Regions from separate parts of the Homo sapiens genome. Here region 2 is linked to region 1. Evidence: chromatin loops called from intact Hi-C (ENCODE). Cell type or tissue: Calu3. All regions are shown on one strand. Each heading gives the region's core, and the rest is flanking DNA. Links, peaks and the distances in the headings are about the cores only.

What was found. A loop is a pair of places that touch in the nucleus more often than their neighbours do. Peaks named below come from ENCODE experiments on the same cell type or tissue, not always from the same donor. Only the 100,000 strongest peaks of a DNase experiment are listed, where the experiment ranks them.
Region 2: it touches region 1 in a loop (6-fold over the local background); 4 of 110 quality-filtered maps call a loop at or near these places.

What each region holds. Positions count from the first base shown.
Region 1 is chr11:91,238,440-91,254,252 of GRCh38, reverse strand. No RefSeq gene overlaps it. Among named protein-coding and RNA genes, the nearest start is that of LINC02748, 88 kb to the right of the region's middle. In Calu3, for the core only: a CTCF peak has its summit at 5,847 (motif pointing right); a DNase peak (open chromatin) is centred at 5,872.
Region 2 is chr11:90,468,997-90,484,809 of GRCh38, reverse strand. The region is part of intron 1 of DISC1FP1 (DISC1 fusion partner 1); the gene reads right to left. Among named protein-coding and RNA genes, the nearest start is that of MIR4490, 79 kb to the left of the region's middle. In Calu3, for the core only: no CTCF peak of the experiment used is centred there; a DNase peak (open chromatin) is centred at 8,199.

The DNA of each region.
Region 1 (15,813 bases), core at 4,422-6,921:
CCCAGGAGGCTGAGGCAGGAGAATAGCTGGATGAAACCCAGGATGCAGAGGCTGCAGTGAGCCGAGATCAAGCCATTGAACTCCAGCCTGGGCCACAGAGCAAGTCTTCGTCTCAAAAAAAAAAAAAAAAAAAAAAAAAAAAAAAAGGCTTAAATGTTGTATTTCATGTTATGTATACTTTACCACAATTAATTTTTTTAAGTTTCTGATCAGTAGGACTTAAGGGAACAAGAGTAAACAAATTCAAAAGCTAGCAGAAGACAAGAAATAATTAAGATCAGAGCAGAACTGCAGGAGATAGAGACACAAAAACACCCTTCAAAAAATCAGTGAATCCAGGAGCAATTTTTTTGAAAAGATTAACAAAATAGATAGACCACTAGCCAGACTAATAAAGAAGAAAAGAGAAAAGAATCAAATAGACACAATAGAAAATGATAAAGGGGATATCACCACTGATACCATAGAAATACAAACTACAATCAGAGATTACTATAAACACCTCTACGCAAATAAATCAGACAACCTAGAAGAAGTGAATAAATTCCTGGACACATACACCCTCCCAAGACTAAAGCAGGAAGAAGTCGAATCCCTGAATAAACCAATAACAAGTTCTGAAATTGAAGCAGTAATTAATAGCCTACCAACCAAAAAAAGCCCAGGACCAGATGGATTCACAGCCGAATTCTACCAGAGGTAGAAAGAGGAGTCAGTACCATTCCTTCTGAAACTATCCCAAACAACAGAAAAAGAGAGAATCCTCCCTAACTCACTCTATGAGGCCAGCATCATCCTGATACCAAAACCTGGCCGAGACACAACAAAAAAAGAAAATTTCAGGCATTGGCCTGTTCATCCCTGATGAACATTGATGTGATAATCCTCAATAAAATACTGGCAAACTGAATCCAGCAGCATATCCAAAAGCTTATCCACCACGATCAAGTCAGCTTCATCCTTGGGATGCAAGGCTGGTTCAACATATGCAAATCAACAAACATAAACAATCACATAAACATAACCAAAGACAAAAACTGCATGATTATCTCAATAGATGCAGAAAAGACCTTCAGTAAAATTCAACACAACTTCATGCTAAAAACTCTCAATAAACTAGGTATTGATGGAACATATCTAAAAATAATAAGAGCTATTTATGACAAACCCACAGCCAATATCATATTGAACGGGCAAAAGCTAGCAGCATTCTCTTTGAAAATCAGCACAAGACAAGGATACCCTCTCTCACTACTACTATTCAACATAGTATTGGAAGTTCTGGCCAGGGCAATCAGGCAAGAGAAAAAAATAAAGGGTATTCAAATAGGAAGAAAGGAAGTCAAATTGTATCTGTTAGCAGATGACATGATTGCATATTTAGAAAACCCCATCAGCTCAGCCCAAAACTCCTTAAGCTGATAAGCAACTTCAGGAAAGTCTCAGGATACTAAATCAATGTGCAAATATCACAAGAATTCCTATACACCAAGAATAGAAAAGCAGAGAGCCAAATCATGAGTGAACTCCCATTCACAATTGATACAAAGAGAATAAAATACCTAGGAATACAATTTACAAGGGATGTGAAGGACCTCTTCAAGGATAACAACAAACCACTGCTCAAAAAATAAGAGAGGACACAAACAAATAGAAAAACATTCCATGCTCATGGAAAGGAAGAACCAATATCGTGAAAATGACCACACTGCCCAAAGTAATCTATAGATTCAATGCTATCCCCATCAACCTACCATTGACTTTCTTCACAGAGCTGAAAAGATTGCTTTAAATTTCACATAAAAAATACCCCATATAGCCAACACAATCCTAAGCAAAAAGTAAAAAGCTGGAAGCATCATGCTACCTGACTTGAAACTATGCTACAAGCTTACAGCAAACAAAACAGCATGGTACTGGTACCAAAACAGACATATTGACCAATGGAACAGAACAGAGGCCTCCGAAATAATACTACACATCTACAATCATCTGATCTTTGACAAACTTGACAAAAACAAGCAATGGGGGAAGAATTGCCTATTTAATAAGTGGTGCTCGGGAAACTGGCTAGCCATATGGAGAAAACCGAAATTGGACTCCTTCCTTACATCTTATACAAAAATTAACTCAAGATGGATTAAGGGCTTAAACATAAAACCTAAAACCATAAAAACCCTACAAGAAAACCTAGTTAATACCACTCAGGGCATAGGCATAGGCAAAGACTTCATGACTAGAACATTACAAGCAATGGCAACAAAAGCCAAAACTGGCAAATGGGATCTGATTAAACTAAAGAGTTTCTGCACAGCAAAGGAACTATCATCAGATTGAACAGGCAACCTACAAAACGTGAGGAGATTTTTTCAATCTATCCATCTGACAAAGGTCAAATATCCAGAATCTGCAAGGAACTTAAACAAATTTAGAAGAAAAAAACAACTCCATCAAAAAGTGGGCAAATGATATAAACAGACACTTCTCAAAAGAAGACATTTATGTGGCCAACCAACATATGAAAAATAGCTCAACATCACTGGTCATTAGAGCAATGCAAAAAAAAAAAAAACACACACACAACTAGATACCATCTCACGCCAGTTAGAATGATGATCATTAAGAAGTCAGGAAACAACAGATGCTGGAGAGGATACGGAGAAATAGGAATGCTTTTGCACTATTTGTGGGAGTATAAATTAGTTCAACCGTTGTGGAAGACTGTGGCAATTCCTCAGGATCTAGAACCAGAAACACAATTTGATCCAGCAATCTAATTACTGGGTATATACCTAAAGGATTATAAATCATTCTACTATAAAGACATATGCACACATATGTTTATTGCAGTGCTATTCACAATAGCAAAGACTTGGAACCAACCCTAATATCCATCAATCATAGACTGGATAAAGAAAATGGGGCACATATACACCATGGAATACTATGCATTCATAAAAATAAAATGAGTTCATGTCCTTTGCAGGGACATGGATGAATCTGGAAACCATCATTTTCAGCAAACTAACACAGGAACAGAAAACCAAACACCGCATGTTCTCACTCATAAGTGGGAGCTGAACAATGAGAACACATGGACACAGGGAGGGGAACATCACATACCAGGGCCTGTCAGGGGGTTGGGGGTAAGGGGAGGGAGAGCATTAGGACAAATACCTAATGCATGTGAGGCTTAAAACCTAGATGGTGGGTTGATGGGTACAGCAAACCACCATGGCACATGTATACCTACTTAACAAACCTGCATAGTTCTGCACATGTATACTGGAACTTAAAGTTTAATAAATAATAATAAAAAGTAGTAGAAATTTAGGTGTGATGAGAAAATAACAATATTATCTAAAATAAAATGGGGAATGTGTGGTAGACAGGAGAGACCATGTTGGTAAAGTACATTAAGATTGGAAAAACACATCAGAATATTCACATTTTAAAACTGTATTATAAGAATATATATTTTTAATATACATCATGTATATTATAGGAATAGTCTATTACAAGAATAAAATTCTACTGTAAGGGAAAGAATATACAGAGATTTTCCTAGGATGGCATATAAACATAATCACAGAATGTTAGACTGGAGAAAATTATGATAAAGATATAAGCCATATATTGCAATCTCATTTTTACATATGAAGCAACAGGCTTAGAGAGATTCAATGACTTCTCCAAGTTCTTACGTTTTGTGAATGGCAGTCATGGTTAGTATTCACAAACTTTATAGTATATTCTTCCTAAGAAAGACCATACCTTCTATAGAAAGAAACAATAGAATCTCCTTCTATGACTAACTTAAAAAAAATTAGAAAAATCAACTCTCTTGTACATCTTAATAGTCAGAGTCTAAACATTTTGATTTATTTTAAAATCAGCAATAAACTAATCATGTATGAATCCATAAATAGCTTTTAATACTCTGAAATGTTTTTTATCTTATTAATGCTCATTTAATTGTATAGAAATGACATAAAAGACAAATACCTACAAAACTTGTGCATACAATGATAATTGCTGTGTAGCATAAGATCTTTAAATTAGAATCATTAACAGCTGGTTTAAAATATAGGAGAATAAATTGGATTCCATTACATGATCCATTTTCACATATAACTTGACTTCATAGTTAGGATGCTTTAATTCTTTCACCCTTTTCCAGTTTTATTCCCGAACAACGTTAATCTTGTTTTTACACCCAGTATGAAAGTGGTCACTGCTTACAATTCTCCTGTTCTTCTACTCCAGATTCTCTGGTTCTTTCATTGTTTGTCCCAGGAACTTTGCACTTGTTTTTGTTCATACCTAGAATTTTTTCTTGAGACTCCTGCAAAGCTGCCTCTCTCTTATTATTGATCTTCCACCTCAACTCTCACTTTATTAGAAAAGTTATACCTTTCTCACTTTATTTCAGTTTCTGCTTTCTGCATATTTTCTATTGCATCCCTTTTTTCACTTTACATACTACTTTTAACTATCTGAAATTTTTAATTTGATCATTATATGACTTCCCTCTAAGACTAAATTAAACATATGTTCTTTCAGTTTTTGGTTTTACTTGATTTCATTTCCCTACCTTCTCTAGGACATTTAGACTCTTTATCGTGGCATTGTGGGGCTGCTATTTCCTAAGGTAGACATTGCACTCACTAATACTGCCCAAGACACTTTCTTAGCATATCATCTCATTGGCTCATGTGAAGCCTGTATGCATTAAGGTTTTCATGCAAGTTGCTATAAAGACTCTTCTCCCAAATTCTATAGATATTTAATTAACTTTTAAGCAAATTTAAGTGAAGGACTTTATAATTAAGTGCCATAAGAATTTCAAAATATAAGCCAAATCCTTTAGCCATGTCCTTTAGAAAGTCTCTGTAGCGCTCATCTATCGAGAAAGCAGACAAGAAATCCAACATATAGCCCTGTTTAGTTTGCATTCCTTTTTACTTACTGAGCATACCTCATCACTTTAACTCCCCTGTGAAATTATGTTTCATGCATCTAGGAACTCTATATAATACCCATACAAAGGCTGCATTTTGAGTGGCTTGGGGAAATATTTTCAGAATCTTGTTTTGAAAGCAAAAAATATAATAGTGGTGACTCTAGGTGGAATGGCAAATTGCTTGTGTTATGTGTAAGGGAAGCTGTTGGCATGACTGGTGGAATGCTCTTTAGCTATTTGTGAATAAGAGATGCTGTTAATATATTAGATATGGTTCATCTTCCAACTCAACCCATGCCTAATTACACTGTATTGGAAGTTAAGTAGACACTGAAGTTAGGGATGTGGAATCACAGGCAGTGTATCCCCATTGTGATTTCTCCCTAGCACCACACAGTTGTGTTTTTTTAATACTGTAGGGAACTTCATAATTATACATTTTCTGCCTCTGAGAGATCCAGTGTATAATTACACAGTTCAAATACAACAGTGCTGGTTACTGTCAAATGCATGTAGCTACATGGGATTAAAATGTATTTAACCCTAATTGCATAGAAATTAGGTGTTTCTATGCAATGATGGGACCTATTACTTATTTTATTGTGAATGTGAAATGTGCAGGTATAATCTACTCCATTTATATGTGAAGGCAGTGTCTATCTCTGTATGTGACATTGTACAAGAATCCAGTTAGTGTAATGCTTTTGATATTTTAACACATACTTTATAAACATTATACAAGAAAATGAATAAAATCTGCAGTGGGATGTATCTTGGGTACATAGTGCATATTTATCACTTATATATTTTGGAGTTATTTTGCTGTTTTTTCTTTTTCTTTTTCTTTTTCTTTTCATTTAACAAGAACTGTCAGCTAATCTCATCGGTAAACACCAGATGGCGCTGCATTGAATATCATTGCCTTGGCAATTTTCCGTGAATGCTATAAACATTCTGGAGGTGAAGTGCATGTAAGAAATAATCTTGTCCAACTCTCATTTCTCAAATGAAAATACTCAAACTCATAGAGGTTACGTAATTTTTACAAAATTATGTTAAGTGTAAAAGTCTGACACTGCATTCACACCTTGCTGGGTTTTGCATATCCTATCCTATATTACTTGGGACCATGGTTTAGTTGCACTAAAGAAAAAGTAGCACAAGGATAATGGTCAAATTTTAAATCTATGATGTTTCATTTACTAGCTGTATGACAAGTGGGAAAGCCATTTAGCCATCTTCACCTTTAGTTTCCTCATTTGTGGAAAAAACGAAGGATTCAAAACATACTTACTTTATAGTTTTATGTTGATTAAATGTAAACTCTGTATTAAATAGCACAAAATATGCTACACAGGAGATGCTGTAGATATGATTCCCTAGATGAATTTAAGGCACCATACATATTTCCTCATTTTCATAATCCCAAAGCCTTTATTACATACTTAATTTTACTTTACGCTGTATTTAAGATAATTTACCTTTTGCTTTTTAGGAGCTTACACCACAACATAGATATTCTGATGTAGATATGTAGACGAACAGCAGAGTTCAAGTACTCCAAGGAAATAATAAGTAGAAAGATATTAGGCAGTGATGTGTGAAAGGGATATGGTGTTTCAGCTTGACCAGTGCAGGCAAGGGACAATGCAAATTAATTCTCAAGTGGGTTACTTAAAAGCAACTTCACAGGATTGGACTCTCAGACTGTCCACTGATTGGCTCTTTTAATCTCCACTTCAGCTGTGTTCAGCCCATGCATTCTACTCACATTCTTCACTATTACCGCATGCTGCAAACTCTCCATTAGAGCTTCTCCTTTGGATTTTGGTGTCATCTGCATTCTGAATCTAGTCTTTGACAATAGTTAGATTTATGTGCCTAGCCTGGCACTTTTCTATTGTGGCTCCAATTTATTTACATGTAAAATGAAAGGCTGAACTAGATAGATGGTGTCTCTCTGAAATTATGTAGTTCTATTTTTCTCCCGCTCTAGTCTCCAATGACAAACCTTCTCCCCTCCACACACACATGCAAACGTAAGCCTAGTCCAAATGTACTTTCTGGTGGGTCTCAAAGCTCTCTAAAGTGCCAGTATTGTATCTCTTGTCTTCTAGACATTGTTTAATCCTCTCCCACAGTCACAGTACTTTTTCATGTGACTCGTTGTGGCCAGTGAGATGTTAACAAAAGTGATGCAAGCAGAGACTTAATAAACACTTTTTTAATTGACTTGTCTTTTGGAAAACTCGTTTGCAAGCATGAGATCACCATGCAGGACTCATGCCAGAATTGTGGATAAATAGCAAGGGACCTAGACAATAAACAATTACAATAAACAAAATAAATAACAGACATATGGCTCACCCAGCTGTCCTATCCAGCCCCAGCCATTGAAGCCACCTCCAAATGACACCCTAGACCTTGTGATGCCCCCACCCTCATGTCCAGCCCTGTAGTGCTGCCCCATGGTGCCTCTACTCGTTCCAGTCCAATCTGTGGTAGAATCCAGAGATCCTGCAAATCTCTGACTGGTAGAATATAGAGCAAATAGAATGATGGATGTTTTCAAGCTATTAAATTTCTGAGTGGTTGTCACACTTCAGTTGATAACCAAAACAATGTGTAACCTTGTTGACTAGTTTTGGCTTAGCCTCTCTAAGCCTCAATTCCCTCATGTGCGAATGAGGGATAATAATGGTACCAATGTCACAAGATTAGGGTTATTAAGTGAGAATTCATGTTATTAATATGTAACAAATAGTGATTAAGGCAGTGATAGGAATAGAGAAAAATCTCAGTATATAATACTGGTTATTATTAAAGGAAAACACTGTCATGATTTGATAGATTTTGTCCCAAAAAAATCTCATTCAAGTAAAATTAAGGATTGGTTATTAGAAGGTTAATGAAATAACTGTAGTTAATCTGCACAGCTGGCAATTAGAAATTCCAGTGTGGCCTTTGTGACCCAAATATTTCCCAGTTCCAACTGCTGTTTAGTGTACCTGCTGATATTTTTTAGCTGTACCTTAAAAATGAATGGGAAGGACTTGGAGTTTTCTAAATGTTTGGGACTTCCAAAACTTCCCAGTTAATTGACACCTGTTTCTCTCACTCTATTGAAAGACACTAGGTCAAGAGATTAGTAGATTACTGGTGACATGAGGACCCACATTTTACTTCCTTGTTTCCCTTCTTTTTTTTTTTTTTTTACCTATTCCCTCCCTTCTAATTTCTTTATCCCAATCACATTTTCACCAGGTATAAAAACTTTTGCCTGCCTCCATTTGAGAACCAGGTTTGGGTGAAAGAAATGATGGGCTATTGCAAAGCATGTTTAGGTTATGTTATCATGGTGCTTTATTGCATTATAATTCTTTGTTATTATTACCATAATAATATGCTAACTATTTTACACATTTTGTGTATTAGAATACAGATGTAATAAAATGTATACATTATTACTATACACATATTATATATTAAAAACTGCATATCAATAATGTTAAATCACATGCCTGAAATAGCATAATGAATAAGATTTGAACTGGAACAGACAATCATCTATCACTGATGGCATTTTCCCCATGTATATAATTGGGACAATTGTACCTACTACTACAGTCATTGTGAAGATTTTTGGTAATAATACATGTAAATAGCCTATGATAGTGCCCAGTATAGAACTGTTACAGATCTACCTTCTTCCACTCTGGAAAATATTCCTCATCAAATATCCAGGACCTCGTTAGTGGTACTTTGTGTACATGAGATGATCCCATCATCAAAGACCATGAAAAGACCTCACATGAGTCCTTATGACAACTTAGCACTCTATAATGCACACCTGAATTACCTAATATATAAGTGATAAGATGAACATTTGCATTTTTATTTTTGGAGTTTGTTGTTAAATTACTGACCTGGATATCTCTTCTGCTGCAAGCACCATGCTCTGGAGTTTGTTAAGTCTCCTGTGCATTGTCGCTACTTCTATAGATCATTTCTGAGTTACTTTTTATTTCTACAGTAAATTAGATTGAAAGACTGCTAGTGCTGCTCAGTGCACCCAGGAGACAGCTGTAACTTGATCAGGGTCATGCAGCCAATCAGTAATGGAGGGAAGCAGAGGTAGGAGACCTCAGAGGAGAGTATTATTAGGCCAATGATAAGCTGTTATTTGGTCCTCTGGGGAAGCAGGTCATTAGGTAGGTATCAAGGCGAGTAACATGATGCACTTGCCTGAATCATATCACTGAGTGTCTCTTGGGAACCAAAGCATCATGCACCATGGCGTTCTCTCATTCTAAAACTGAGGCTGCTCTGTCGAAGGCAACTAACATTCTGTCCTTTCCCTGGTTTCCCTACTTCTTGGTAGCCATTCTTAGGTTCACTTAGATCAAGCGAAGGAGCCAGGACAAAGCCCTGACAGGCTAGCCTGGATACTTTCCTATATTTTATGTGTGTTTTCATAGTATCATAGAATCAAAAATTTTGAGGCCAGAGTTTAATATCATCTGACATGGCCATTTCACAATACTTAAATTCTCTCTGTAATAATTCTTTTGGTAAACATTTAGTCTTCTACTTCAACACATTTCTTGTAGGGAAATTCATTACCAGGTAAGTAGTCCATTCATTTCTTCAGATTTTTCTAATTCAATAAATATCTTGCTTTCCTTAAATTTTACTTATTTGTTTCTCTATTATCTTTTTGTCATTAATAAATCATCAGATATCTGAAGTACACAATCAAGACTTTTTCTCATTTTCACCACTCTTCATGCTTTCCAATGCCAAGGAAAAAAAAATCTACAGTTCTAGTAATTCTTTATTTCTCATGTATTATGGTTTTGAATTTCCTCATCAGTGTTATTTCACACACACAAAAAAAATATATATATATAGCCTTTGGAGTCAGATCCGGCTCCATTTCTAGCCATAGCAGTAGATTTGCGATTCAGTACAAGTTACTTAAATTTCATGCCCTTATTTCCTCTTCTGAAAAATGAGATGAAAATATTTTATAATTTGATGTTTCAGGCATTTATCCAACTGACTAGTTTCTTTGTTGGAGGAGCCATATCATATGGTTGATTGATTAGGAACTTATATCAACTAAATACCCTAGATTTCCTTTCCATTTTTTTTTTTTTGTCCTTAACTCTGACCTCCTCACCTCATACTTACATAATTGGTGTTCTAACTTAACACAGTTATTTTTACTTTTCTCAAGTTTTAACTCAAAAGATTCATCCAGGAATACAGAGATTTAAGAATTGTTTCGCTATTTCTGACTAGATAGCCATATGATTGGCATTGGCTCATATTTTTATTAGGGAGTATGTGGTAGGTTAGCTTGATTGCTTAATGAAGACTACAGAAACTAAGTGCAATCCTTGGGTGGGTAACTGTTGCAGTCAGAGACTAAGCAGGATCCCTGGCTAGCCTTCTTGCAATTGCACAACAATGGTGTCATAGTGATATATTGTGCCTGGATTCAAGACTGCAGCTCATAAATGAGTTAGGGTATATTTCATGTTTATGTGTGAAGAGCAAATGTTTCTTCAACAGTAGGGTCCTCATTTGAATTAGCATAGGATTTTCATTAAAATGGACATTTTACTGTTAATCTCATAATTCGTTTATTTTTTGGAACTGGTGATATGACCCCTGAGACTCCTTAAATTTATAAAACAGCAGCTTATTGCCACCCCTACTCCAATAACAAACAGGTGGGAGTTACCAGGACTGCTAGTAAGAGTGATATATGTATATGACTTTGCTTTATTTACTCATTCAAATGTACTTGCAAATTACTTTACTTGAGTTTCATTAAGAAATTTGAAGTGACCAACACATTCCACGGTGAATTTCTAAGTAAGTTTCTGGATATTCACCTGACCCATTTTAGGCTCTTTGTGGATAAGCCTGAGTTATATTGTTTGATTTTGGCTTTCTGCATTCCTTGGCAGGGTAGCTATTAATACAAACATCCCCCTTAGTTCATTTAAATAAATGTGTGGTGGTGCATTTTTGACATATTATCTGATGTTGCAATCTTCTAAAACTGTATAAGCTGTTTCACTATTACGTCTTGCTTCTGGCCTTATCGTATTTATAGTTTTCCTTTACCATCACCACTGTCTTTGAAAAATGTTTTATATGTTATCAAAACCTTTGTATGTCCTTAAAACCTTGTTTTCTTTCTGTAAGTCTCAACAGTTTATTTAATTCCAATATCTTGGAGACTAGCCATCTTATAAATTTTCCTAGATGAAATTTATGACATCCAAAAAGTGAGTTGAGTGTTGAATTGCCTGAAGGATGTGATGTTTTAAGGACTTCTTTTGTGGATATGAAGTCATGACTGGAATAGCAAAATCTTTATTTTGTGTCGAATCTAAGTTTGCTTCCATTAATAGGAAATTTGCTAGATAAACTGCATTTATCGTTAATATTTTTATGTAAAAAAGGCTTTCAATGTTTAGACACAATCTGTTTTCAATGCTTAGCAGTGTGTAATTGAATACCAGATGTTAAATACTTGCAAAGTAAATTTTTAATGCCTATTTCTCTATAGATCTGTGTACACTTAAAAATGTTAGTCACATATATTAACTCATTTACCATAATAACTCTGTAAGTGGTTATTATCACTTCAATTTATAGACGAGTATAACTAAGTCTAGAGAGGTCAAAGGATGGGCCTCAGGTCATTCAACTATTAAAGCAACTGAGCTGAGAGTCAAATTTTAGTTTTTTTGACTGTCAACAAAATGTTATTTCAATTCTGCTGGCTGTATATTTAGGAAAAGGTCTTATTCTTGGCCCTTAAGGGACAAAAGACTTGTATATAAATAAGACAATCCCCAAAATACCAGAGGTATAAGATAGAAAAAATAAATAAATGCTGAAAGATTGTTGCAAAATCAAATATAAAGAAAAAACTGTCCTCTCTTTACGATAACATTTATAAAAACAGATTTAATTTTGTGTCAATGTCCCTGCATCTCCTGGAAGATTATTAGCTCCCTACGTTCTCAAACCTCTTCTGCCCTTCTCACAGTTGTAGTCCCAGTGACTAGCGCTGTGCTTGGCACACAGTATGCAATTAATAAAGTTTGCCATATGAATGTGAAATGCGTGCTATGAAGGCACATAGGAATTTTCTCTTTCCTGAATTTGCAGATGAGAACCCCACAAAGATTATAAAATCTTAAGGAGCAAGGAGAAAATAGCCCATGATCTATGCTCAGCCCTAGGTTCCGATTTTGCCATCTTCCTTATTCCTTGAGTGAACATGAGCAATCCTAACCCAGAGACTTGCTGGTTTAATGAGGGTAATCATTTGAAAGTAAAAAATGCAATGTTCTCCTTTAAATTTTGTAATACACATTCTTTATCCTTCTCAGGTCTTGGCTTACATCTAACTAAGGAGAGTTTAGAAATGCAAAAATAAGGAATACAAATAAAACAAACAAAAACATATTTGTGACTTGTATTTAAAATTATAATTCAATAAAACAATTCTCCAAGTTTTATACAAAATAAGATTTTTCAAAATTCCCAAATTGCATTTTAAATATCAAATATTGAAGTTCTCAGATTATTGCATTAGCCAGAATGGAAGAAAAAGTAATTATATAGAAATGAATCAACCTTTCTGGCCAAATAGATTATGGAAAGGAAGACAGAGATCTAGAGAGTTAAATGCATCTCTATTTTGTTTCCTTATACTGGCTTAGACTCAGGGAATATGAAGATGCTAAGGATAAACGACAGCAGTACTATTGCAGAAGTATTTTTAGCCGCTGTCACTAGATTACGATTCTGGAAACAAATTATTTCTCTAGCAGCTATAACACCAAACTGGGATACAGCCATCTAAATTTGGCATTTCAGAGCTTTTTTCAGTTCCCAGTGACATGAAAACTGACATGAAAGCCAAGAAGATTCCATGGATTCTGCCCTGGTGGGAAGAGGCACCACTACCCCAGAGACCAGTGGGCCCACAGGTTTGATAAAGTAAAGAAGCTATGCAAGGATTTGCAGCCAGCAGGAACTAAAGTAAGACCTTCAAATGAAGTATCACCATTCTCTGATGAAACAACATTAGAAAGACTATGGGATGTAAACCCCAAATTTCAAGCATGGAGATCATTAATGCTCTCAGTGACCAGAAAAATACAGAATACAGTAAAAGGATATCAGAAGAATCTGAAGATCTTGTCCCTCTCAACTATAAAATAAGCCATAAAATTTCATAAACCACAACTCTTTCATAAAAAGCTAGATGTCTTTTTTTTTTTTTTTTTTTTTGAGACAGAGTCTTGCCCTGTCACCCAGGCTGGAGTGCAGTGGCATGATCTTGGTTCACTGCAACCTCCACCTCCCAGATTCAAGTGGATTCAAGTGCTTCTCCTGCCTCAGCCTCCTGAGTAGTTGGGATTAGAGGGACGGGGTTTCACCGCGTTGGTCAGGCTGGTGTTGAACTCCTGACCTTAGGTGATTTGCTTGCCTTGGCCTCCCAAAGTGCTGGGATTATAGGAGTGAGCCACTGCACCTGGCCTACATGTCATCTTAATGAAAGCATCAGGGTCCTAGAGAAAGAACTGATAAATTTTAATCATATAATAATATTACCTAGAGGGATTATTTAAACTACTTAGCAGGCTAAGTTTATCAAATGGGATTAAATGAAATTTCTTAATTTTCTTTTCTTTCTTTTTTTTTTTTTTTTGAGACAGAGTCTTGCTCTGTCCAGGCTGGACTGCAGTGGTGTGATCTTGGCTCACTGCAACCTCTGCCTCCTGGGTTCAATTGATTCTCATGTCTCAGCCTCCTTAGTAGCTGGGATTACAGGCATGCACCACCACGCCCAGCTAATTTACATATTTTTAGTAGAGACAGGGTTTCACCATGTTGCCAAGGCTGGTCTCGAACTCCTGACTTCAGATGATCTGCCCACCTTGGCCTCCCAAAGTGTTGGGATACAGGCGTGAGCCACGGTGCCTGGCCCCAAATTTCTTAATTCTCTAATTAAATAGAAAGTGGCATTTTAAGTAAGAATAGGTTCATAACAGACTGAAAGTACTATTTTTATTTTTTTCCCATAGGTTCCAATTGTAGTGCAATTGAGTTTTGAGACTCATTACATTAATAAAATATGGATTTTTTTTGAGTTCTGTTTTCTCAACATCGGCAATAGGACAGCTGAAGTTAGACAATCTGCATTTTGTGTATGTTTGTTATTGTCATAAGAGCAATAGGTTTTTCCAGTGTTCTTATCCCTTTGCTAGTTGATAGAAGAAACACAGGTGATAGCACTGCTCGGGGTTCAGATGGCAAAAACAATTCAATCAAAAATTGGTAGCCTGGGGTTTCCAGTTTCAGGTCCAACATCTAAAGAACTGTCCATCACTACCACCCTTACAACAAGAAAAACCTGAGCAAAAATCTTACCTTGAAATTACCCAGGAACTGCAGTTACAAGGCAAACTGCATCTCCCAAAATCTGGAGAAAGAAGCACTTACAGAGAGAGACAGCTGAGGCTTGCTCACCTGGAACAAAAGCTGTTAAATCTCTTAGATGGTTAGAGGCAGCTAAGTGCTAGTTTTGATGATGTGCTGAAGGTTGAGCGCAGACTATCATGAGAATGAGAAACACCTGGGGATCTTAGTCATAAGGTAAACCACATATTTTCACAGGCTTTCACTCCAGGAAACCCTCGAGGTTCCCACTGTGAGGAACTGAGAAAGATCACCTCCTGGCCCTGGCAGGAATAGGGAAAAAAAATGCTCTCATGAAACCCATCCAGTGTCTTCTCTTAACAAAGACCTAGCATCCTGAGGAAGGAATTTTCCAGAGCATATGCTGAAACTTGATTCAAGCTAGGGGAAGGAGATTCCTTCACACTCCAGCCCTCTCCTAACTTCCACCTCACCTAACAGGGTAAAGGCGAGGGTAGACAACAGGGGAAAAGGCTTCAAGACAGTAGATTAGTGTACTGCAACCAGAAGAGACAGTAGGGAAAAGCAAGCAAAACAAGCAAACAAAAAATGACCTTGGAAGATAGACTAGAATACTTTTGATGGCCATATCCCTGAAACATTGGTCCGCTGAGACTAACACTTCATTAGAAGATTATAGAAATATGCCTCTTATTCGCATGCTTCCATGACAACAGAAAGCTTCAAATATAATAATAATAGTAATAATAATGAATTATGGCTGAAAGAGCTGCAAGTCTCAGATCTTCTTTAAGCATCATTACAAAGGGAAACTCAAAGTCAAGGAGTACAAACGCAAGAACAGGAGAGGAGTTTGAAGCCTCGGGTACTTCTGTGAGACATTAAACAGAGCTCAACTAGCCACATTAACATAAATCCTCACATTGAAGGCCTATTTACTTCACTTCTGTAGCATGCTTGGCTTTCAACAAAAAAATTATCCATACCAAAAGACGAGAAAAAAACACAGTCTAAAGAGACAAAGCCAGTATCAGAATCAGTCTCAGATATAACAAAAATATTGAAATTATCAGATAGATAGGATATTTAAAATAATTGTGGTTAAGATCAAACAACTTTTAATAGGAAAACACACACACATACAACGTACAAGACCAGATGGACACTGTAATCAGAAAAAGAGGAATGATGGAAAAAAAAAGGAAATGTTGTAAATTACAAAAATAATCACAGAAATGAAGAATACATTCAACAGGATTATCATTAGATTCCACACATCTGGGGAATTACTCAATGAACTTAAATATAGGCCAACAGAAATTTTGCAAATTAAAAAGCACAGATTAAAAAGAGTGAAACAAAAAAAGACAAGA
Region 2 (15,813 bases), core at 6,724-9,223, 770 kb after region 1:
GGAATGTCAATAAAAACCCAAGTATACACTGAGTATAATTTGAAGCACATAGATAGGTTTACCTCTTCCCTTATTTTTACTTCCACTGACAGTGGTCAAGAGGAAATGCAGTGTTCCCAACATGTTCCAAATAAAGATCTCTCCTTTCCTGGCTTTCACACTATCATCGGCAGCAATGAAGAGGTGGCCCCAGAACTTTGTGTTCTTTTATCAAGACTTCTACCATTCCCACTTTCACAACATTTACTGCCTCAACACCATTAATTTAGCTTGAGAAAATCTCATTACAATGTCAATCCCTGTTAACAGTGGTAACCAAAAGAAACCTAGAGCATTCCTCTTCCCCAGAATATAATCATAAAGTGTCATGGACAGTGAAGCAGCTCACCTTAGGGTGAGCACTCCCTTTCATCCTTCTCTGATTTATGTTTCTTTTCAGCACTTAACCTTATCTGATATACTTTATATTTTACTTATTTAGTGATTTGTTGATCCTCTAAAATAAGAGCTTAAAGGCAAGGATTTTTTTTAATTTGTCCTCTATCCTTTTATCTAAACAATTTCTGACATATAGGAATTCTACCCATTTTATAAATAAATTTTATTTAATGAATAAATGAATGAATTCATCACTACCTCTCATATTATCAACAAACATGATGAACGAATAAGGAGAACTCACTGATTCTATACGTATTCTTCTATCTTTACTCTGCATTCTAAGAATAAAGTATCAAACTTATATTGTGCCTTAATCTTACTGTTTACAAATAATCTGTTTTCAAAGAAGCTGTATTTCTTTAGAAGGTTGTATCTCTATATTTTCATCATCTACAGAGCAGTCTGCTATATATTCCTTAAAGTCATAAATATATGATGAAAATTATGTCTGAGTTAATAGAAAACATACTTTCCTTCAATTTTTAATAGTAATATAAAGTAATATACAATATAAAACACAATGACCTGATAAATATAAAATACAATCATCTGGGGGATAAAAGTTCAGTTGACTCATCAGTAATCTGATATCTTTGAATCCCCCAATATTTTCCAATTTTCCCAAATCTTCATTAAAACCATGTATTCTCAAATATCCAAAAAGGCCTAGGCTACTTTTACTTTTTGGGATTCTTAGTATTTTTTTTAGAAAAAGAAAATACGCCAGAAAAGACTTAGATATTTACACCTGATAAATTAATATATTTAAAACAAAATACAATAAAGTATGATGTAGGATGTATACAACAATATTAGTATGAATATATAAAATTAATATGCACAAACAAGAACAAGATGATTTGCAAAATAATTTTGAGGATGTATTTCTTGAGAAATTTTTTTCTTGGAAAATTATACAGTAAGTTTAACAAATATAATTTACACTGTGATAATATTTACACTTAATGAATGAATAATTTAAATTTAGGTGTTCAATATAAATCAAGTACACTTTGTAGAAGGAAATTAGAGTTTGTGAAAAATATTAATTTGCAGTATACTATAGACAGTATTGTTCCAAAATGGACATACATGTAAGTATATATGATAAAGGAATTATTTTATTAAGTAAGCATATATCTGTGGTTCAATATATAACTCACTTGGGAAAGTATGCATAATCCACATTTCAGGCTTGTTATCATTGTCATGGTTTGTTGCCCTGACCAAAATGCAAGACTAACCCATAAGACACAGTATCCAGTCAGAAGTAATATTAAGATAGCCCTAAGATTTACTGCCTTGCCATATGAGAATTTTATGGGAATAATTCATAATGAAAGCTACGATGGTTTGAGACTCCAGTTTTACTTGTGAAGTATCTATTAGCTAGCATGCAATCCAGGTGATCTAGGCTAAAAGGCCATATTATTTGGAAAGTATAAACTTGGAGTTGATACACAGCATTTATAAGTGAGGTCTCTGTGTATATCTTATCATTCTGAGAAAAGCCATGCAGACTCCAGGTTTCTTCCTGACTGATAAGCAGTTTCTGTGATTGTGCATGTAATCTCAAATTCCTTTGGGAAATACCCTAAATTGCTTGAAATAATATTAATGTTTCTTTGTTGGGCAAACATATTTTAAATTTTAAAAATTTCTAATAGATCATTAAAAGTTAGAAGTAATGGAGCCTATAGCTTTAATGCTTTAGTGTCAAGCTTAAGAACAATGTATGTGTACATATATATACATATATATTGAATATATACAATAAATATACATAATTGTAATTATTGTTTAATGGAAAGGTATGTGCTAGAGTATGTAATAAGTTAATTTCATGATTATAATTAAAGTATTTAAGTATAATTAAAATATTTAAGTGAAGTATTTAAGTAAATTACACATTTGATTTTAATGTTGTTACCAAAACACCTGGGGTTTGGTCTAGGTTTTGCTGCTTGGCACACAGAAAGCCAATCAATAAGACAACAAGTATTGCCAAGGAAGAAGGCTTTAATTGGGTGCTGCAGCTGAGGAGATGGGAGCTCAGTCTCAAATCCATCTTCCTGACTGACTAAAAGCAGGGGTTTATATAGCAGGGAAGTAATGTAACAATGTGTAAGAAAACAGGAACTAGGAGGGGCAAGGAAGCAATCATGATGAATGAGGGATCTGGCATCTGGTATGGTGATCTGGTAAGTTTCAGTTTTTTGATAGTTTTTTTGAGAAGCTTGAAGGTCATTTCCTGAGAAAGGAACTCAGATAAAACAAATATAAGTTTCAAGCTTTAAAATGAGAAAGGTCAATTTTGAAGTTTATCCAAAAAAACAGTCTGTGGAACTACTGGGTCAGTTTACATGTGAAAAGCAAAATAAATGTGATTACAATTTTGGAATATATGAATTATCACATTTTTTACATTTAATCTATTTATTATATTTATAAAGCTCATCTAGATACTTCAAATAGTTCTGTTAGGCAGTTGAAATACTTCAGAAAAAAATTGATTATGTTGAATTTATAAAGGTAGTTTAAAATTTTAAGAAAATTTAATTGTTATAAAGGCTGACTTTAAAGTTATTGTAAAAACTTGATAGATTTATTAAAAGAATGATAACATTTATAAATTAAAGTAAAAGTTTATGGATTGATAGATTTTTTGATTTGGAATATAAAGCAAAGGTTAGTTTCAAATGTGAAAGTTGTTACAAATTTTATCAGGTCAGTGCAAAAATAATTTTGTTTTCGAAAACCACTGAAAGTAATTATTTTTGCACAATGGCAAAAATCACAATTATTTTTGAACCAACCATAATATTTTCTGTGCACAAAAACAACTATCAAGAACACCGAAAAAACTCTCAATAACAATAATAAATGTGAGATTTTGTAAACCTTGTTATATGTTCTACTTATAGTCCTAAGGTGCTTATAATTTTTTTTCATTCTGATTACCAGAATCTCCACCCAGTCCAACTATCTTACAACTTTTTACTTGAATAAGAAAAGTTGAATCTATAATCCATAATGTGTAATGAGAACTACATATACTTTCCTATAGATAATTTTAATATACAAAAGTTAAAAAAAACTATTAAAAATATAATTTTTACTGAGCTGCATTCTAGGGGAGGAGCGATATTACCAAGATTAAATAGAGAAAGCACCTAAATAGATTGCCACATACTTGTGAAAGGTGATTATAATGATCTTGTCCCAATTCCTGCCAGGTATGGAGGAGGGTAACCACATGACAAAAAAATAAACTGCTGAGAATGACGAATATCAGGTATTCGGAGGATTAGGAAGTTAAGGATACAGAAAGAGAGAGAGGATCGAACAAACATGGCATCAGGCAGGTCCACAAGAAAGAAAGCTGTGAGAAAAGTTACTTGTGACAGTGATGACCAAGGGTCTGTTGCCGGTATTGCCAAGGGTCTGTAGCAGGTATGGCCAAGGGGCTGAAGAACTCAGTTGCTTGATAATTCAATTTTAAGTTATGACTTGCTCTATGCTGTGCTAAAATCCACTTTATTCTTTTGATTCTTTTTTTTTTCAGCTTTATTGAGGTATAACTGAAAACAATTCGGTGTATTTAAGGTATAAAACTTGTTGCTTTGATGTACATGTTCTTTGTATAATAATAGCACAATTATGCTAATTAACATATTCCAGCACCTCGCGTAATTACCTTTTATGTGTGTTCAGTAAGAACATTTAAGATCTATCCCCCTTAGCAAATTTTAAGTACAAAAAACAGTATTGTTAACTATGGTCACCATTCTATATATTATATCTCCAGAACTTCTTCATCTTAACATAACTAAAACTTTGCATCTGTTGACCACATCTCCCCATTTCTCCCTCCCCCTAGTCCCTGGCAGCCAGCATTTACTCTCTGCTCCTATGAGTTTGATTATGTAGATTCAATATATAAGTGAGATCATCTAGTATTATTTATTATTTAGTAAAACCATTTTGTCTTAGTATCTAATCAGTGACTCTGGGGTCTGAAGGAAAGGGGAAATTTTCCATGTTTATCATATAAAGAGCAGAGCAAAGAAAATAATCACACAATGTAAAGTTTAGAATTCAGCAGAAGCAAAAGACTTAATTGAGATATGTTTTTCTAGATCCATGGAAGATTTTAGGAAAACGGTTGAACTTTCCAGAAGAGGTGGCATGGGAGCTGAAGATAATTTGCTTCTATGAAAGTCCAGACAGACACCAAATAATTGGAAGACTTACTGACATTCAGGTGGCAAACAAATGGATTCTTTTTTGTGTGTGTTTACTTTTTTGCTTTATTATATTTTTTAAATTAACATACAGTCAATTGGCTTTACTGTGTACAATTCTTTTAATTTTAGCACAGGTATAGATTTCTGTAACCATCAGGACTGTAGAAACAGAACAGCTCTATCACTTCAAAAGCCTCCCCAGTGTCATCCTTTTAGAGTCACACACTCCCCAGTCTCAGCCGCTCAGAGTCACTGTCTGCTCTCAGTCACAATAATTTTGTTTTTTTGAAAATGTCATATAAACGGAATTGTACAGTGTTTAACATTTTGAAACTGATTTCTTTCATTCAGCATGTTGCCTTTGAGATTATCCAGTGGTTGCCTGTATTAACAGTTCATTCCTTTTTAAAAATTAATTCATGTTTTTAATTGACAAATAAAAATCATATATATTAAACTGTACACTGATGTTTGATAATATGTATATTGCAAAATGGCTAAATCAAGCCAATTAACATTTTCATTACCTCACATATTTAGTATTTCTTATGAAGAGTATATTTAAAATCTCCCATCTTAGCAATTTTCAGGTATGCAACACATTGTTATTAATTTTAGTCATTCCATTTATTGCTGCATAACGATGACCACACTTTGTTTATTCACTCACTTGTAGGAGATTTGAATGTTTTCTATTTCTAGTAATTATGAATAGAGCTGCTATAAATTTTTATATTCAGGTTTTTGGGTGAACATATTTTCATTCATCTTGGGCAACTACTCAAAACTGGGATTATTAGGTAGTGTGGTAAGTGTAACATCATGGGAAAATGTCCAACTCTTTTCCAAAGTGGCTGTCTCATTTTTCATTTCCAACAGTAATGAATGAAAGTTCCTATCCTAGGAGTTTGATTTTCATGCCTGTCAAAAGTAAAATGTGTGTTTCTGGCATGATACTCTCTTGTCATGTGCTAGTTCTGGTAAATTTCCTAAGTCATTTATTATTTATTTTTGAAAAAAATAGTCCTTACATGTTCTGTCATCAGTTAACTCTGTTTTTATAAATTGACATGTAATAATTATACATATTTATGGGTGAAATGTGATGTTTCTATACATGCATACCTTGTGTAATGATCTAATCCCAAGAATTAACACATCCACCACCTTAAACCTGCATCATTTCTTTGTTGTGGGAACATTCCATCTTCTCTGCTAGCTATTTGATAAGTACAACGCATTATTGTTAGCGATAATCAACCTACTGGGCAACAGAATACCAGAACTTCCTCTTCCTATCTAACTGTAACTTTGCACCCATTGATGAACTTCTCCTCATCTCCTTCTCTCCTCTATTTTCCTGTCTTTGGTAACCACTACTCTTTCAACTTCTATAAAATCAAGTTTTTCTTACTTTTATATGTAATGAAATGCACAAGGTATACAGTGTATATTTCTTTCTAGCCTAGAAACTGATGAGAACACTTACCTAGCGCATCAGACAGAATAACCTGGGCTGACTCACACTATAATTTTTCTCTTAATCTAGTCTGGGCCCTTTATAAACTTTCTATTGATAGTTGATTTGAATGAATGCCTGGGAAACATTTCTGCTCACTTTCACAAGCTACGTTGCCTGTGTTTATACCCATGGCTCTTTCCTTGGTTTGACTATTGCTTGTATGCTGTTCTCTAGGTAACTGTTAGCTCGGCCTGTTTCCTTAAGTTCCATGTTATCTGTGACTTTAGATACAAATACTCCTCTATCAGTAAAACCTTCTTCTAAGTCCTTCTCCTTTCCTTCTTTCTCCCCACTGACGGATAGGAATAAAGTCTTCATTTTATTAGTTCAAAAGCATATTTTCTTTTTGTTACTATGACTCTTTTATCTTCTATTCAGATATCTGCCCACTAAAATGTGTAATCATGCTCTATAAATTTTTTGCTTACAACATATTTATAACAATAACCTGAAACTTAGTACAAACATAGTCAAACCCAGAGATCGAATCTTGAAAAATACATAAAAGTATTTGTCATGAATCGGCCGGGTGCAGTGGCTCACGCCTGTAATCTCAGCACTTTGGGAGGCCGAGGCGGGTGGATCACGAGGTCAGGAGATCGAGACCATCCTGGCTAATACAGTGAAACCCCGTCTCTATTAAAAATACAAAATTTAAAAAAAAATTAGCCGGGCGTGGTGGCGGGCGCCTGTAGTCCCAGCTACTCGGGAGGTTGAGGCAGGAGAATGGCGTGAACCCAGGAGGCAGAGCTTGCAGTGAGCCGAGATCGCGCCACTGAACTCCAGCCTGGGAGACAGAGTGAGACTCCGTCTCAAAAAAAAAAAAAAAAGAAAAAAGTACTTGTCATGAATCATAAAGGTTTATAAAAAGCATCTTAAAAGGCCTTCCGGTCAAATGTTTCTAACTAGAAAATAGCAAGTTGAAGGAGTCAGTCTTAGGCCATAGACAAGCTTTCCAAGCTTACCAGTTTCCTTCTAGCTCACCCCAGAAAACTGTAATTGGTATTCATCTTCTAGCTGAGTTACTCTGAAGAAAAATGAAAGGCAGATCAGCAGGGTTTCTTATTAAAAGATAAACCAGAAATAAAAAATGCCATTAAATGACAACTCCTACAGAATTGCATGGGCTACCAACTAATGCTTTAATTTAAAAAAAATTGAGCATGAAAGACAGTAATCGTTAGTTGGTATCATTGCCCCTTAAATGCATAAGGAGTTTCACTAACAGTAGAAAGAGGTGGAGATGACCTTGTAGGTTGAGTTATTATTGAGAAGTGATCATGGATGGAGAGAGAGCCTCTCCCCATACTTCCTTCATTCTCACTGAACAAAAAAAAAAAAAAAAAAAAAAAAGAAAAAAACCATCAGTATTTGGTGGAATGAATCTTCTTATTTAATTAGAGTAACAGCCCTCTTACAACTATAAACTCTACTCCCCTTTATGGAAGCACTTGCTTGGACTATTTCAAATAATTTAACAAATCATTTGCTGGTTCAAATCAGTTTAAAAGGGTATATTTTTCTGAAGAATGAGGTAACATCAGCCACATGAAAAATCTTGCCATGCAAAAGGAGTCTAAAGAATGGAAATACATTTCTCCCTCAATTATTGACTCAAATCAAAGTGAATTCCTATAGCCAAACCTCACAGTTATATAATTAAAACACCTGTGAATGTTATCTTTATTATTTATCATTACTGTTGGGTCCTTTTAAGTGCCAGAGAGAGAAAGATTTCTCAAATTCTCTTCTCTACCACATATGGTTAATATGGATCAGAATTAGGATTTAGAGCCCGATCTTTCCTTGGATAGCTTGACAAGTTATTGGATTGAAATTTTCTTGAGGAGAGAAAGGACATATTGTTTTTCAACAAAGAAGTATATAGAAAGCAATCAGTAAATGGTTGTGCAATAAATCCCAAGTCATTACTTATTTTAGTCAAATTAGTCACTTCCTCTTGTTCCTAATTTGACTTCTGCCACCTGGTGGCAATTTTGCACAGGTCGATTTACCATTCAGCATGAAGTCTTGGCAAAGTACTAACTTACATACTTCAGAAAATGCTAATTTAAACTTGGGCCAGTGAAATCCCTGAGTACTTAATGCATCTCATAAAATCATGGGAATTAGCAAATGACAATAGAAAGCAAAACAGAAATGGGGCAGATACAGTGGTAATATATTTTTTTCATAACAATTGTCCAGCCTGGTGTGATTTTTACCTACTGTCCTCATTTACATTGACTACTTATAAATTTCTGACAAATACCAGTGTAGCTAAATATCTGGACATAGCTCTTATTAGGACTCAGTACTACCAAAACCAAGGACATTGTATCAAATACTTGAAAAATGCATTACTGTAACTGAGGTAAGGTGACATTGCTACATAGTATCTTTTCCTTTCTTTTCCTCTTGTTATCAGATGGATTAACAAAATTATCTTGTGGAATAAAACAGAGAATCAAATTGCAGCTAAGCAGGCAATGAGCAAAACTGTAGATATTCTTTCACCTTCAGTTTCTCTATATAGATATTTGTGGTTTCTCATAGTTAATTGAAAACACATAGCAAGCCCACTTGGTGCCAAACTGGAGAGTAGTATAATCCTCTTTGCATAACAGTTATTGGCAGCAATTTCTAAGAATCGATATTAGAAATTAATAATTTATTCTAGCTTTTTATAATTGTTACGTAGTTTTTCTGTCATAGTATTGTTTTGGGTTTGACAATGAGGGATAGGATTGGAGAGGATACAGAATATACAGTTTGGTGGGGATATTTTTCATCTTTCTAAGTTGCATTTTAGGTGAAGGAAGAGTTTAAAAACTTAGTCTAGTTATGCTTATTCAGTAGATATTACTGGCAAAGGAAAGAGTTTCTCTTTGAAAAGAGACAATTGAGCTTTTTGAAATACTTTCATTTTCTTAACAATAAGAATGCATTTCACAAAGGCCTCAGGCCATTCTGATTACACCTAGACAATAAAATTTCTCCACATCTCAGGTGACACCACTAGTGTTTCTGCTAAGTGCAAAAGATAAGACTGACTGAATCTTTTGCAAAACAGTTGGCAATAGGGCTGTAGCTACCTTTTATTTCTTTCCATTTTTAAATAGCCAGATCCAAAGGAACAGTCTGACCAGTTAACATGCCTGCCCAATTACAGGTCAATGATGATTGCACGTCTTTGGAGCTGGCTCTTCCTTCCCCAGCTTCATTCAATAAAGGTACCATCTTTTAAGTAAAATGACACTAAGACAACTGTGGCCATTATAAGACAAATGTACTTCCCATGAATTGGAAACAGTTTGCTCTCAGCTTCCTGGCTCATTATGTTCCCAGACTTATGATAATCTCGCAGCTGCAAACCTTGGAGCATGCTGCACTTCAGTTAATTCTCAGCTAGTGTCTTCTCTTGGGTACCAATGACTGGATGCTAGGCGAGCTTCTCCTTTACTGTCACATCAGTCTGTCTAAATGAATAAAGGGGAAAAATAAAAGTACCTCTGTCCTAGACTATTCTCTACTCTCAGGTTTTTGAAAGACTCTTTCTAGCCACTCAGTAGCCTTGTTATCACACCTAAAAGAATTTTGGGACAGAGTTCAGCCTTTCATGTGGACATTTGTGACAAAATCAGGGTTTCTATCCTCTCATTTTTGTTTTGATTCCAAAGAACACTACTCTAGGGCTCAGGAGACTTGGATTGTGTATCCACCTTCATCAAAAATCACTTAACATATCCAGATTTTTCTTTATATTTACAATGAAGTGTTTAGGATATATGGCCTCTAAGGTTAGCTTCAAGTTTCTATTATTTGTATAGACTTGTTAATTCCCTTTAAGCTGATGACTTCTTGAGGTGCATACAGTCATTACATTAATTGACATTATTTGTAAGCTATTCACACACATACACACAGGTATTTAATTCAAGAACAATAAGAACTGGCACTATTGAACATCTACTACAATGTCAAGCACTCTTATATGTTATCTCATTTAATTATCATGTAAATTTTAGAAATTTTATTATTATATCAATCTTTCAAGTATAGAAATTGCTAATTTGACCTGTTTTAAAACTTGAGTAATTCACTCTGCTAGCAAATGGCATAACTTGGGAACTGTCAACTGCCATGTTTATTCTGCAATTTTTGTGGTGGCTTGTACTGTATCCCTATACTGCTTACCCACTGGAAAAAAAAAAACAAAAAACTTATTTTTAAAAATAAATTACTTAACAGTTACTCAATAATAATTCATTGAATGACTTCTGTGTGCTAGGTTTTGTTCTAGGTACTAAAGGTGTAGATCCTGCTATTATGAAGCTTATATTCTAGTGTAGTGGGAAGAACTATAGAATAGAAATCATAAGTAAATATCTATCCATTACATTTCAGATGGTGATAAATGTCAAGGTACAGAATAAGTCACAGTAGAGACATTAAGAGTATTGAAGTATTAATGAAGGGGATTGTGGGGGTTGCTTGTTTGGTTAGAGTAGCAAGAAAAATCTTCATTGAGAAGGTGTTATCTCCCTAAAGCCTAATGGAGGTGAACACATTAGCCATGCAGATAACTTCAGGAGCAGCATTACATCTGGAAGAAATGGTAAATGCAAAGATCCTAAGGAAGAAGTGCTCCTACAGTGTTTTAAGAAAAACCCAGTGAGGACTGTGTGAGTTGAATGTGGAAAACAAAGAGAAAATATAGAAGATAACATCAAAGAGGTAATGGTGATTATAGGAGACAGATATATTTTTATTTTTAATTCCAAGTTAGGAATTATTAAAAATTAATAAATTATTTTTAATTCCAAGTTAGGCATGAAGTCATTAGAGGGTTCTGAGCAGAGGATTCACCTATTTAACTTATATTGTAACAATATTATTCTGGTGACTGTGTTGATAGAATGTAAAAGGGTGATGGATGAAGCTGGGAGAACAATTAGAGGGCTAATAGTGATAATGACCAAGGTAAGAGCTTATATTTGTTTAGACTAGGTCTCCAAAGTGGCACTAGGGATGATGAGAAGTGACAACATTCCAGGTATTTGAAGCTGGAGGCCACAGGATGTCTTAATGGATTGGATGAGGGTATGAATAAAGAGAAGAATGAAGAGCAGCTCTATGGTTGCCTATCTGAGAAAATGCAAGTCTGTTGTTACCATTTATTGAGATAGAAAAGACTTTTGGAGAAGCAAATGTGGCAAAAAAATATCAGGAGCTCAGCTTTAGACATTGAATATTTGGATGTTTAAAATTAGATGCTAAATTTGGTTTGCATAGTAGATATCCAAATGGAAATGTTAATTGTATTAGTTCATTTTCATACTGCTATAAAGAACTGCCCAAGACTGCGAAACTTATAAGGGAAAGAGGTTTAATCGACTCACAGTTCAACATGGGTGGGGAGGCCTCAGGAAACTTACAATCATGGTGGAAGGCAAAGTGGAAGCAAGGCATCTTCTTCACAAGGTGGCAGGGTGGAGAAGTGAAGGCAGGAGGAACTACCAAAGACTTATAAAATCATCAGATCTCCTGAGAACTCACTCACTATCAGGAGAATAGCATGGGGGAAACTGCCACCATGATTCAGTTTCCTCCACCTGGTCTCTCGCTTCACACATGGAGATTATTGGGATTATGGGGATTACAATTCAAGATGAGATTTTGGGTGGGGACACAGCCAAACCATATCATTAAGTAAGTGATTAGATATATGAGTCCAGAATATAGGGTAGAGGTCTGAGATTGAGATATAGAATTTTAATTAATCAGCATAAATATGGTACTTTAGGTTTTTGAAAATGTATGAGATTACTATGGATATAAGTGAAAATTTATTTCAAAAAATAAATGTTCCAAGAAGTAACTCTGAAGCTTTTGAATATCCTGGAAATAGAGGATAGGGAGAGAACTAGCAAGAGATAATGTGGAGTATCAGTTAAAACGTAGATGGAAAACTAGAATCTGCTGTTTCCTATAAGCCAAGTAGGAAGGAAATCTTGCAAGAATGAAGAAATAATTAACTCTGTCAAACACCACTGATAAGTATTATGTCACCTGGAAATTTCCTGTTCAATTTAGCAATGTGAAGATCATTGGTAACCAGGATATTTGTAGAGAACAAAAATGAAAACAATAAATAAAAAGAAGATCAGAACATGCATGGAGAGATTTTTGAGACTGTAAGCACAGACAATGCAAAGAATTTTGCTCTAAAAGGAAGGAAAAAAATAGAGTGGTAGCTGACATGGATATTATAAGACTGATAGTAATAGACGGTAACAGACTAAAGAGTCTTTACTTTCTTAATACAGAAAGGAAACAGTAGGATAAAAATAGGCTTGTCATCAATTCACTCAATTAATAAATAGTTGCTGAATGCCTGCTTTGTGTCAGGAAATGTTTTAATGTGCTGGGGAAATAGCAATAAACCTTCATAGAATGTTTTTGTTTAGAAACAGTAAAAAGTTTCATGCAGATAATTAATGCAGAGTTTGTGCATGAGGAATAGTTACTGTTGACTCTTGAAGGTTACATGTTCAAAACTTAGTTAGGGAGAGCCCCCAGAGCACCTTAAATTTCAATAATTCTCTAGAAGGATTCACAGAATTCAGAAAAGTCGCTATACTCATAGTTACAGTTTATTACAGCAAAAGGATACAGACCAGAATCACCAAAGGGAAGATTTGCATAGGGCAAAGTCTAGGAGATACTAGGTGCAAGTTTCCAGTGATCCTCTCTCAGTGGCGTCAAGCAGACATTTTATTCTACCAGCAACAATGTGTGGCAATATGCAAGAAGCGTTGCCAGAGTTTTAGTTGAGGCTGGTCATGTAAGCACGGCTGACTGCATATGTGGTTGACCTTAGTTACTAGTCTCCTCTAGAAGCCAAACTTACACCACCTGGCCCAAGGACCTCATGATAATTCATATTGATAAAATAAGCCAACCTGTATGGCCACGTCCCCAGTGACCCTCTTATCAGGCAGAATATTCTAACGTCTTAGAGACAACCTCCCAGGAGTAGGTCAAGAGACAAATATTTGGAAGATGTTCTCTCATATTGTAATGTAGAATTTTAATATTTTCATACAAATATTCATACTGAAAATACCTATTTTAATCTTTAAAATAATTTGGCAATGTCTTATTAAGCAACTCTTTTAGCGTCCAGAAACTCAAATAGAATTTCTGAATATTTTAGCAGTTTAATCAGATTTTCCTTTCTATTCTTTTAGCTAAAAACCTGTTTGGTGGTTTACATTATTTGATTTCAAGGAGGCTCTGGGCTGAATCAACTGTGTCCAAATTAGTAAAGAAATTATTTTTAATTACTGAGCAGCTTGAAAGAATTTAGCAATTTTCATTCAGAAGATGAAAAAGATGGAATACATTTTGTGACAGCTGAAAGCTTGTCTCATATCAGAAAATCTGAGAACAAAAATAATCTTTAACAGACATAGAAATATTGAATTTCAAATTCATCATTTTTCATCATAGAAACAATTATTTCAAGTTATAAAATCAAAAGATTTAAAAAATAAGCATTTATTTATGGCCCAAAAGGGAATGACAAAAATGTACAATACAAACAACCTGTAAAATTGAATCTATAACTACTGTCACAATGTTTTAATAACTCCTAAAAATACCAAACCATAGCAACCCACATATATTCTCCTATGAACATTCTGAAGTTTTTAGATTTACATTACTTTTGTCAATAACCAAGAAACGAAATGTGGTGACTCCATAATTCACATGTGTGCCATTCTAGCCCTAAAATACAACACCCACATTAAGCTTTGATTAGAAGCACACGCTCACAACTCAAAACATGAAGGTGTAAAAATTCTGATTACTTTAAAACATTATGGTGTTCAAGGGGGAAATACCAGTTTATTATTATTTTTGTATCTATCTGTTAATTTGGGGAAAGGAAAGAGTTGGAGGACAGGAATTGGTTTTGGGGTGTTTGGTATGATACCTGGAACTGTGCATTTTTTAAGAGTCTTTCATTAATGCAACTTCCTCTTTATTTATAAGGACTGTCTTTGATCAGGCTTATAACTAGATAAAAGAAGGATTAATTTTCTATTAGCAATAATAATTTAGTATTTACTACATGTTATATAATGCTAAATATGTATATATTAGCATCTTCTTTTTAAAAAAAAACTATAATGCTTGTACTATTATGATACCTATTTTACAGAGAAAATAATTATGATTAGAAAGGCTTGGCAACTTGTTCAAACACATAGGCTTAGTAGGAAGCATAGATAAAACCTGAACCTAGATCCATCCCAGAATACAACTTAAAATTGTGAACATGTTTCTGTCAAGAATAGAGACCCAAAAGCCATGAGCAAAGGTCATCTATTAGTCCAGGGGATAAACAGTTAAAATAATTGTGGGTTAATAAACAATTATTGAGCCAAAAAAGCTTATCAAGCATTTAGAACTCCTTGATACTGGGGTACTGATAAGAAATATCCTTAAGGGATACACACTCTAGTGTGGAAGAAAGATTCTTAAATCAGTGATTATAATCCACTTTGGTGGTGTAAACAATGATTTCTGGAACACTGAACACTTCTTTCTACTCGGGGGCTAAAGAGGATAATATGAATGTTATGTCTTAACACATGAATTCTTTAGAGAGGCGAGCTATAGAAGGATATTTGAAGCAAAATTGGCCAGTATGAAGAAAGACACCCAGGCATGAAAGAGTGTGGTCTGCTTAAGGAAAGGAAGGTTTACTGCTTTGACTATAGCATGTAGTATACGAGGGAATTGAAAAGACAAGATTGAGAACAGCTCACTTACAATAGTAATATCTACTCTTCCCCAGACACTGCAGTTCCCAGCCCCTAAGGCTTAGCAGTTGGCTCAATAATACTTCGGTTGATATTACCTGGAAAACAAATAAGCTCCTTGATTTGAGTTTTGTTTCTTTTTTAAATACAATTTTTGTATTAGAAGAGTTTTAAATTTCCAGAAAACTTGCAAAGATAGTACAGAATTTTCTCATAACTAGCATATATTTTCTCTTTTATTAATATCTTAACGTTAGTATGATACATTTGTTAATTAACAAGTATTGATACATTATTAACTATCTACGCTGTATTTATATGCCTTCTTTTTTTACCCAATATCATTTTTCTGTCCCAGGAACACCTATGATACCACATTTTTATTGTCATGTCTCTTTAGTCTCCTCTTGAATTTTACAATATTTTAATTTTTTTGTTGTTTTTTATATCCTTGATAGTTTGAGGAGCACTGGTCAGGTATTTGGTGGCCCCTCCCTCAATTGAGATTTTTCTGATGCTTTCCTCATGATTAGACTGGAGGTATGCATTTTGGGGATGACCACAAAGGTAAAGAGTGCTAGTTTCATTACATCACATCAAGAGAACATTCTATCAGTGTGATTCACTACTGGTGATATTAAGCTTGATCGCATGGCTGAGGTAGTGTTTGCCAAGAATCTCCACAGTAATGTTACTCTTTTTATCCCTTTGCACACTGTACTCTTTGGAATGAAATCATTACACACAGCCTGCACTTGAGGAGTGGGGA